2 separate regions of the Homo sapiens genome follow, and region 2 is linked to region 1. A link is an interaction called in ENCODE POLR2A ChIA-PET data of the cell type or tissue named here. Cell type or tissue: Panc1. All regions are shown on one strand. Links, peaks and the distances in the headings refer to the core of each region. The heading gives the core; the rest is flanking DNA.

Region 1 (5,371 bases), core at 111-5,110:
TAGCAAAACTTCTAATGTCCTAGTGGACGTGGCAACAGCTTGAAAAACTCCTCTAGGACCAGACAGATAATTAACCCTTTCTCTGCTCTGCTGATATAACTACTTTCCACAGTTTTTATGGAAGAACAAAATGCCCACGAAACCTCTGTGCACGACTAATTTATCTGACACCCTGGCTCTGACTTCTCTATCCCAAAATTCAACTCAACAACACTTTCCAGAAATTTCTAAAATTTCTTTGATCCAAGGTTTCCAGAAATACCTACAGTTCTGTTTGTCTATTATAATTTTTTGATGACCATGGTTCAAAACCTTAGCTTACTCCTTTAAAAAATACCATTATCGGCCCAGGCACAGTGGCTCACACCTGTAATCCCAGCACTTTGGGAGGCCAAGGCGGGTGGATCACCTGAAGTCAGGAGTTTGAGACCAGGCTGGCCAACATGGTGAAACCCCGTCTCTACCAAAAATACAAAAATTAGCCAGACATGCTGGTGGGCACCTGAAATCCCAGCTACTCGGGAGGCTGAGGCAGGAGAATCACTTGAACCTGGGAGGCGGAGGTTGTAGTGAGCCGAGATCGTGCCATTGCACTCCAGCCTGGGCAACAAGAGTAAAACTCCGTCTCAAAAAAAGAAAAAGAAAAAGCAAAAAAAAACCTAGTATCTGTCTCAAAACTCTGAATAACAAAGGGCACAACTTATCTATCATCATAAATGCAGCCAGTGACTACTCAGGGGCACTAAAACAATTTTTAGATTGTTACTCTCCCCTCAGAAATTCACAGATTGTAGGAAGAAAGCAGAAAAGTAGCCAGAGAATGGGGGCACGTGGGAGGGCGTCTCTGCAAGAACTGGGCCTCTTCCCCCAGTACCCAAGCAGCAATTAAGACTGGTCAGCCAACCCAAAATGTGTCCGGCTTTTATGAATTTCCAATCAATAGCCAAAACGCCAGAAGTTTCTTTTCAAATTAAAAAGAGAGAGAGAGAGAGCGTGAGGGAGGAAGAAAGGAAGAAATCCAAACAGTGGACAAAAACAAGGCGACCGTGGCTCCCACTCCAGCCTGCGAAGCGGCGACAATGGTGAGAAATCAATGCCCAGAACCACAAGGCAGCTTTCAGACACCTCTTGACCCTGTCACTTCCTGGGTAATTAAGAGGCACTACAGTTCCGTGTCACTGTCAGGGGCTGAATGTATATCGATAGATAGATATATATGTTCTTAAAAGATTCTTTTTCTACAGCGGTGGTCAGGATCCTGCCAAAGAAAAGCGGGAGAAGAAAGGCATTTTGTCCAGAGTGCAGTGAAAGGAAACATGAAAGGAGAAACCTAAATTTTTCAGTACAGTCTGCCCCTGACATGGGAAAATGGCGCAGACAAGAATAGACGGCTTGTTCGCCGTTGAGTTTTTTTCTTCCTTCCCTTGACAGATTATCTCTGTGAATGTGGTGTAGGCAGCAGGGCACCCCGCCCTCTCTGTTCTTCTTCGGATACCTTAAGGACATGAATGCAAAGCCTGGGGTCTACATGACAGGCTGAGTCAATGCTTGGCTGCATGGGGCTTTAAAGGGGGCCGCCTTCCTTCCAAGGGCCTCAGTTTCCCTAAATGAGGGAAATTGGACTAAACCCGCTCTGGAGACTTTTCCAGGGCTGGCATTCACTGAGACCATCAGAAACAGTTTTTTCTTCTGACCCTACCCAGAAAACAGAGGAACATAGAGTTCCAGGTGAGCAGAAGTGGCCTCCCCACCCATGCCTATGAAATACCAGCAACCAAGGCCACTCAGAGAAGGTCGGACCAACCCACTGGAGAGAGGGAACCTCTAAAGGCACTTTGCCAGCTCTGACCCTGATGGTTCTTTGGCGAGTCTGCATCCTTTCCCTGTGGCACTTGTCTGTGGGGCTCAACTCAGAGAGTTGAGCGCAGTCTGCTTTGCAAATGAATGCAAGCCACATGTCCGCCATGGACTGGGAACTCCCTGGCCCACAGCCCTCACTGATTATCCCGACATCCCTCCCAGGGCCAGCAGCAAGCCTGGGCCCCACACAAGAGGTGCTCGGTGAATGTTTATTAAGCCAACATCTGACTTTAATGATACAGCAGGGAGAAGGAAGCTTGTTCTCACGGGGTGCCTCAGTGAATCACTTTCGCATAAACCTGAGAGTTTTATTTCAGCAAACCAGTCCCTTTCCTGAGTCCTTGGTAACAAATTTTACTCCTGGAGGGCAAGAACACAGTTCTATCATCTCTCTATGCTTACTACTAGGACAGTGACAGGGTGTACACACCAATAAAGTTTGAGGGAAGGAATGGATGATGTCACACACTGAGGTCTTCCTCCTGGGTCTGCCACCTGGCCCTCAGCATGGGGGCTGGTGTATATAGTGACTGTCAGTGTGGCACTCCAATACCCTGAGATGAGTGACATTCTCCACATGGTACAGCAGGGGTGTTATATGCACGTGGCACATGTGCAGAACACCCTGTACGTTGCATTGGCTGTCACAGCAAAGAGGCCCCTGTCACTCACTCTTGGAATATCAGAAGGATAAAGATACTAGTAAATGGGAAAGGGGAATTCCACTTATCTAGAGGAAAAGTACAATATAAATTTACTATCACAATATATGTTTATAACTAAGGCAAAGCTTATCTTGGTGTTCTCTCTCGCTCATTGGATAGGTGCTGTGTTTTATAGCATCGGGCTGGACCCAGGAAGCTGGCTCCCAAAAACCTGGGCTTCCTTTGCAACCTCTACATGAGGAAGAGGCACCAGTTAGTGTGACCCATCCTGGGTAAGGATAGGCTTTCCCTAGGTACAAAAAGATCATTATTACCTTGGCCTCTTGGCCACTTTTTCTTCTGGCTAGCTTAAAACCCGTTCATTTGTTCTCACAGTGGCTTGAGGGACAAAAGGGCAAGTATTACCAGCCCTAGGGTTGCTAGGTGGCTACAGGGCACTTGGAATATGGCTATGGTTACTGCCGCTGAAGAATTGAATTCATTTTATTACACTCTAATTAATTTAAACAAATTTAAACGGCTGCATGTGTCTGGTTGCCACCGTGTTAAACAGCATAGCTCTAAATTCTTCACCTAAAAAAATGTGTAAAACCTAAAGTATTTGGTGACTTGATAAAGCCTTGAAAAATCTAAATAAGATAATAGATAAACCAACTAAAAGGAGGAAGAGGCCTCTTAACTGTCACTTGGAGACCACCCAGGACTGTATTTTCAAAGTCTATTAGCACCTGCCCAGAGTTGGTGGCAGAGCCTACCCCGACGTAGCCGCTCATGCCCCCACAGGGATGCGTCTCCCCCTCCAGTGCACGCTGGCATGCAAGCCCCTGAGTAGCCCCCACCCTAGCACTGATGACAAGGCTTGTGCACAGCAGCTTTGCTAGACTGTGAGCTCCCAGGGGACAGAGACTGGCTTTACCTATCACTGAATACCTCCCTCCCTGCAATTCCCAGCTGAATGCCAGTCACAGAGCAGGTGCTCAAAAGAGGGTTGTTTTGAACCAAATCCCCAACATTTAATTCAGAGGTTGTTATGATCATAAGATGGGGTCTCCTATGGACTGAATGTTTATGTCCCCCTCATATGTTGAAGCCTAATCCCCAGTGTGATGGCATTTGCAGGCGGGGCCTTTGGGAGGTAGCTAGGTTTAAATGAGTTCGTGAGGCTAGAGCTCCCGTGATAGGATGAGTGTTCCTATAAGACGAGGAAGAGACCATATCTCTCTGCTATGTGAGGATACAGTGAGAAGGCAGCTTTCTGCAAACCAGAAAGAGACCCCTCCTCAAACACCAAATTAGCACCTTGATCTGGGACTTTCTTGCCTCCAGAACCTTCAGAAATAAATGTTTGCTGTTTAAGCTAGGATATTTTGTTACAACAGCCTGAGCTAACTAAACTAGGATCTTTGAAAGCAGCAGCTTTTGACATCAGCTTTTTCACATGCACTCATTAAAGATTTTTTAAAAAACCAAAAAAGATATTTTACCAAGTACTTCCCATGGGAACTATGGGACCAAGAAAGAGTCCGTCTCTGCTCTAAGGAGGAACCAACACAGTGTGAGAAATGACCAAGTACAGAAGTAATTATAACTCCAGACATAAAGTGATCTGTTCCACTTGAGCAATGCAGATGGAGCCCTTGGAAACTGCGGAGAAAAGGGATGGGTCACTGCTAAAATTAGTAGGGGAGGAAGCAGGAGGGGACAGCTTCCTGGAGAAAGTGGAGCATCTGAGCCAGGCCTAGAGGGATCGGGCGGATGTGCCTGTGCAGTAAGGAGACTGGGATGAGAGCAAAGAGCAGAGGCCGGCGGGCAGGAAGTGGGGGGAAGGAGAGGAGGTGTCTGGGGATAGTGACGAGTCCAGCCTTTTACACAGCAGCATTGCTGTACAATGAAGCTGGGAAGAAGCTCTGCTCTGGCCAAAGCGCTAATGCTAACGGTCCCCGCTACCTCGTCCTGCGCCCACCCCACCACCCCCAAGCTCCGTGGAGCTCAGGTTTAAAAACTGTAAGAACTGGAACATTTTGTATTTCTAGTCCTTTTCCCTGCCACCTGCAATAGATCCCCCAGTCCTACCCCTTTCACAAGGAGTGAGGGTGGACAGCTGGACAACCAGTGTGGCCTCCCAAGTGGCTGTGGGAAGGGCTAGGCTGTCTGCTCCCCTCACTCTCTTCCGCCCGCTGTGAAATCCACATCAGCTGGAGATGCCCAAGAGCTCTGTTCCCATCTGTTCTGGGCACGGCTGGTGAGAAAGCCTCAGGATTCAAGAGGCCGGCCCAGGGAGCGGGCAGGGTAAGAGCCCACCACACAGGCATGTTCAGCCAGTCCTGGGAACAGCTGCCCAGCCAAGGGCCAGGAGGCTCCCTGCTTCCCAGCCAAGGGCCAGGAGGCTCCCTGCTGCCCAGCCAAGGGCCAGGAGGCTCCCTGCTGCCCAGCCAAGGGCCAGGAGGCTCCCTGCTGCCCAGCAGCTCTCAAATCACCCATTTTGTAGCCTGGCTGCTAATGATGCAATCAAGTTCATCAGAAAGCATCTGTTCTGAATGATAGGCACACTGCTCTGAGAGAAGTATGGGTGTGCTCTGAGAGAGGCACATCAGAGTCGGGGGACTTGGGTGACTAAGCAACCAGGACTCTTGATGTTCCCATGAGCCTCAAAACTACCCCTTGGGATCTTATCCAACCATCTTGAACTAGACCAGCAAGTCTCCTCTGAGCCCTCAGCCAAGACCTCAGGACGGAAGCTCGTTCAGGGACGTGCAGCTCTTCACAAGCCCCAGGGCTCACTGCCACCAGAACCCCTTGTGAGCTCCCCACAGCAATGTGAGAATGGATGGGGGGCGGTGGGGGGG
Region 2 (5,371 bases), core at 249-5,248, 73 kb before region 1:
GAGAATATTAAAATGTTGAGCCTCTGTTTTCTAAACTGTGAAGAGGATATAGCACTCACTCCCAGCCAGCTTCGTGGAAGAGAAGGAAGAGGCTACATAGACCTGTGCTGTTAAAACATATTGGTTCTCTGCCTGGCAGACATGTAATATTGATGCAGTTCTATTACCATCATCTGCCACAGTCGTTCCCTATTCTGCTTCATGGGATGTAAATTTCTTTACAAGACAGAAGCAGCCCTGTCTGTGAAATTCCCAAAGCAAACCCTTCTGGTAAGCCAGCACTGTAAGTTTTCATACTTGACTGTTAGAAATGTAATGAGTCCCCACGGAGACCAAAGGGAAGGCTGGAGGTAGCTCTGCAGGCTCTCAAAGGGTAATAATTGCTGGGGCAGGAACACACCAAATGATACCCTTGTGGTTTTAAAAGTCAATGCAACTTTCCAAAGAGTCCTACTTTCTCCCAGAGTAGGTTGCAGTACTTGAGAAATAAACCCACTGAAACAAAACGTTGAGTTTGGGGGAAAAGCTCCTGATATATCAGTTAAAAACTAAAAGCTTTTAATGTATCAGTAATATATTAAATAGAATCATCCATTTGGTGCAAGGAACCTAACTGCAATTTCTGCAAATATCACCAGTAAAATAAAGGGATTGGATTAGACTTTGTTGTCCTTTCATCTTCCTGGGTTTGCAAATCCTTTCAGAATTAGATATAAGATATGGTTTCTGGCCCCAGAAAATACATATTTACTAGACATGTAACTCTCACCTAATTTTACTTGCAATTTAGGGACTTTACAAAATCCTGGCAGTCCATTGTGGACGACCAGGTTCATGAAAGCTAAACTACCCATTCTCTAAGGCCTCTTCTGCCTTAATAGGCTTCAGAGACTTCAATTCCTTCACCATTTTGCAGAGCCTCTGCAAGGAGAGGAAGGAGCAAAGTGCTCTTCCTACAGCTGCTGTGAAAATAACCATGCTTTAAACACTCAATTTAGGTTATGTTTAGAAAGCATAGTCCAAATAAGCAGCTCTTCAGGACAATGGCATAAAACTACAACTTGACGTTTTTTTTTTCCTAGAAGACAGGGAATGAGAAGGATGGAAGGCCTGGATAGCGTAAGATAAAGAATGGGGTATGGTTGGAACACACAGATGGCACAGTCCTTGAAGAAGTGAGTGTTAAGGGTCTCAAGAAAGCGTGGGCAAGCAGCAATCTTGCCTCTGTGGGAAGTGGTAAGGGAAGCTACGCAGCTTCTCAACACACAGAGGGGTCCTTCGGACGGTACCTATAGCAGGCCTCGCTGTTGGTCATAAATATTGACTGCCCCTCCCTGAAAGAGGATGATATTTCTCCTTCTTCTTGACATTAGACTTGGCCATGCTATTTGCCCTGGCCAGTGAAATGTGCAGAAATGACATCTCTCACTTCCAGGCAGAAGATCTAAGAGCCAGCTCAAGTTTTACCATGTGCTCTTCTCCCCATCCACGAGGCTGGCAGGATTCTAGGCCTACTGCACCCTCAGTGAAGGGAACGTGGGGCAGCGCTGCAGTCAGCCTCTCAGGCATCAGGTGAGTGCAAGAAAATATTTTTGATATTGTAAGCCTGTGAGATTTTGGAGTTGCTTGTCACTGCCGCAGAGCCAAGCCTAACTTCCTGATATACTACCATCCTCCTTTGGGAAGGAAGAGAGACGGATTGCAGCACCAGCCAGCGTCTGAAGGAACTACGTGCACCCTCCTCTTTCCATCCTCCCCACTCCTGACGCTGTTAACAGCACTCTCCTGTCATGGTTAGTGCTAAGTGTCAATTTGATTGGGTTGAAGGATGCAAAGTATTGTTCCTGGATGTGTCTGTGAGGGCGTTGCCAAAAGAGATTAACATTTGAGTCAGTGAACTGGGGGAGGCAGACCAACCCTCAAAGTGGCTGGGCACCATCTCATCAGCTGCCAGCACGGCTAGAATAAAGCAGGCAGAAGAAGGTAGGAGAAGCTGACTTGCTGAGTCTTCTGGCCTTCATCTTTCTCTTGTGCTGGGTGCTCCCTGCCCTTGAACATCAGACTCCAAGTTCTTCGGCTTTTGGACACTTGAACTTACACCAGTGGCTCTCTCTCTCTCTGGCCTTCAGCCACAGACTGAAGACTACACTGTCGGCTTCCCGACTTCTGAGGTTTTGGGATTCAGACTGGCTTTCTTGCTCCTCAGCTGGCAGAGGGCCTATCATGGGACTTCATCTTGTGACTATGTGAGTCAATTCGCCTTCATCTATACATCCATCCTACTAGTCCTGTCCCTTTAGAGAACCCTGACTAATACACCTCCTCGTCCACTACGACCCAAGGAACTGTAGAGCTCCGCTAAGAGCCAGTAGCCCATCAGTCATGCCCTCTGTAGCAGGTTGAATGATGCCCCCGAAAAGAGATGTCCACATCTTAACCCCCCAAATCACGAATGTGACTTAATTTGGAAAAAGAACCTTGCAGGTATCATTAAGATTCTCCATATGAAATCATCTTGTATTACCAGGATGTGCCCTAGATCCAAGGACAGGTGTCCTTCTAGAGATGAAGAGAAGACAGAGGAGATGGAAGTGATGCAGCTACAAACCGAAGAACCCCTAGGACCACCAGGAGCTTACAGACTCAAGGAGGCTTCTTCCCTAGAGCCTTTGAAGACAGCCTGCAGGCCGGGCGCCGTGGCTCACGCCTGTAATCCCAACACTGTGGGAGGCACAGGCAGGCGGATCACCTGAGGTTGGGAGTTTGAGACCAGCCTAACCAACATGGAGAAACCCCGTCTCTACTAAAAATACAAAAATTAGCCAGGCGTGGTGGTGGAAGCCTGTAATCCCAGCTGCTTGGGAGGCTGAGGCAGGAGAATCACTTGAACCCGGGAGGCTGAGGTTGCAGTGAGCCGAGATCGTGCCATTGCACTGCAGCCTGGGCAACAAGAGTGAAACTCTGTCTCAAAAAAAAAAAAAAAGAGAGAGAGAGAGAGCCTGCAGCCTTGCTAACACCTTGATTTTAGACTTCTGGTCTCCAGACCTGTGAGAGAATAAATTCTGCTGTTTTAAGCCACTCAATTTGTGGTAATTTGTTACAGCGACCATATAAAACTAATAATTTCACTTTTGCAAAATAACTTTTCTTCATTTCTTCCTCTCTTTGATATACTTCCTAAAGGCAAGAGCTACAAACCAGTATACTAATGGACTGGGGAAAAAGCCTACCTTTCTCTCTATCCAGTCCCCAGGGCAGGGCCGCAATTACGTTCAAAGGGAGGGAGAATGCCAGCTCACAAAACCTGACTGCTCCACTTCCTCTCCAGGGGAGACAGCAGCAGTGAGAGAGGCTGAATCCGTGATTATGGACTATGCAGAAAGTGAGTCTCAAAATAAACAGCTCCTGGAGTCAAAGCTCAGGGGACGACATATAGAATTTTAGAGTCTTCAGGACAGAGAGAGAGCAGGTAGTTCAACTTCTTCAGGGAGAGTTTTCAGAGGTACAAGAGAGCAAGGAATTTTGTATATTTGCATATGTTTTTGTTTTATTGAGGACTCTGAGGGCTGGAGAGCAGAGAAATCTGTCCAGGGTCACAAACTAGGGGCTGATACCAACTTCACCACCCAGTGCAGGAGGGCTCTTCTTCTACTTCTGGGGTCCCGCCTCTGTGGTGCTGCCCCCAGAATGGGGGCTTATTACATAACAGGTCTCACTCCCTTAGGTCCTTCATAAGCCCTCAGCTCTCCTGGTCTGGGGACCCCACTCCATGTCATTTTAAACATCTTAAAATGCATGATTATCTCATATCAAATGTAATTTTTTCTCTTTAAAAATCTCATGGTTCTTTTATAATTTTTGCTTCTGAAAGTAATTGCCTATAAACAACTTGCTTGATTTTAGATTTTCTACAGTTTTCAGTAATCATCATACAAACCCAGGAGAATCTAGCCATAGATTGTTTTCAAAAGCAATGAAATTTATATGAATGCTACATTTCATAATTAAAAAGACTGGCATTATGCTTTCTGTTGTACAGATTTAATTAACATTTTTATTAATTTCAGGTCTGCCTTTTAGTGTTTTGATTGGGAAGTATTTGGGGAAGCCTTCACATGAAGGATGGTCAACAGGTGTTAGCAGGTAAGGTAGACAGAACTGGGTGGCAGTGCCTGAAATGTCCAGCAAACATCTCGGCTTGTGGGGCTGAGTGTAGGTGAGGGAAATAGCAGGAGAATGGATTTTAAGCACTGAGCCAGGCACTACCATATCCATAATCTCCTCTGAGACTTGGAAACCAAGCTGGGGCCAGGTTACAAATGACTTCACATGCCATTCTCCCCGCTGCCTGCCACTTGTACCTTGGGCAGCCACTGGGGACATTCCTGGTTCTGGATTCCTGCCTCTGAGCAGCTCTCTTAACATGAGTAGGAGGCCTGTGCTTCCCCACACCCGTTTCCATCTGTTTGCATGGACCAGAGCCACTTGAGATAGGGCCTTCCTAGGAATAGAAGGTAAGACCAGCATCATTCCAGGGCCACTGTGGATGGGCTTTCCCCGCCCAGGAAATGACTGCTGCATTGATCTCTGTGCCACTCAGGCCAGGGCATCCTTGTGGGGAGGATTCCAGTCTGCATTGCATCAAATACCTATGAGAGGGAAAAGCCGTTTAAGCTAAGCATATGTTTATTTGATTGAAACAAATAACTCTCACAGGCCACAAACAATACAGGCAGACAGATGTTTCAAGCGGCACCTCATCAGCTGATTGGGCCATCATGCAATATCAGTGCACAGAATAATTCTGGAAAGATTCTAGGAAGGGAAGTTGGCTATCTTAAAATCTCTCCCTTTGGGATGAATTTCACAGCAACCACTTTAGATGGCAGTAGCGACTGATTATCCCCATTTTAAACCTTAGAACAGAAGGACCACTCCCCCAGTGATACCCAACTAGGAATGGAAGAAGCCAAGAAGACCACAACCCAGGTCTTTAGACTCTGAGATCTCTTTTCGTTGAGCTTGGCAGAACTACCACTCCAAAGACTCACAGCCTCTCAACGAATGGTGAGAGCATGTTACAAAGACATAGAAACTGGCTTGAAAGGGCGCCTGCTGGTCAAACCTGGGACAATTTATTTATCAAAATAAGTAATAATGATAATAGTTGTAACTTTTGAGTAAAATAGAAATCTGTAAATCCACACTGATACAAACAAATACACAGAAAGAAGAGAAAGCTGTCTTTATAGTAAAATGACAACTGGTAAAAGTAGACATAATGGAATTAGAATCACCATTTAGCAATCATCATAGTGATATTCAGCCAAGAAACATCAGTAGATGTTAGAACTAGTGGGTGAATGTTTAC

What was found. Peaks named below come from ENCODE experiments on the same cell type or tissue, not always from the same donor. Only the 100,000 strongest peaks of a DNase experiment are listed, where the experiment ranks them.
Region 2: POLR2A ChIA-PET joins it to region 1 with 8 read pairs; 11 of 35 experiments call an interaction of 5 or more read pairs at or near these places.

The regions. Positions count from the first base shown.
Region 1 is chr3:194,078,694-194,084,064 of GRCh38, forward strand. The region is part of intron 3 of LOC102724877; the gene reads left to right. Among named protein-coding and RNA genes, the nearest start is that of LINC02028, 10 kb to the left of the region's middle. In Panc1, for the core only: no CTCF peak of the experiment used is centred there; no DNase peak of the experiment used is centred there; H3K27ac peaks cover 2,462 bases.
Region 2 is chr3:194,005,929-194,011,299 of GRCh38, forward strand. All of the region lies in intron 2 of LINC02028 (long intergenic non-protein coding RNA 2028), which reads right to left. Among named protein-coding and RNA genes, the nearest start is that of LINC02026, 5.0 kb to the left of the region's middle. In Panc1, for the core only: no CTCF peak of the experiment used is centred there; no DNase peak of the experiment used is centred there; H3K27ac peaks cover 317 bases.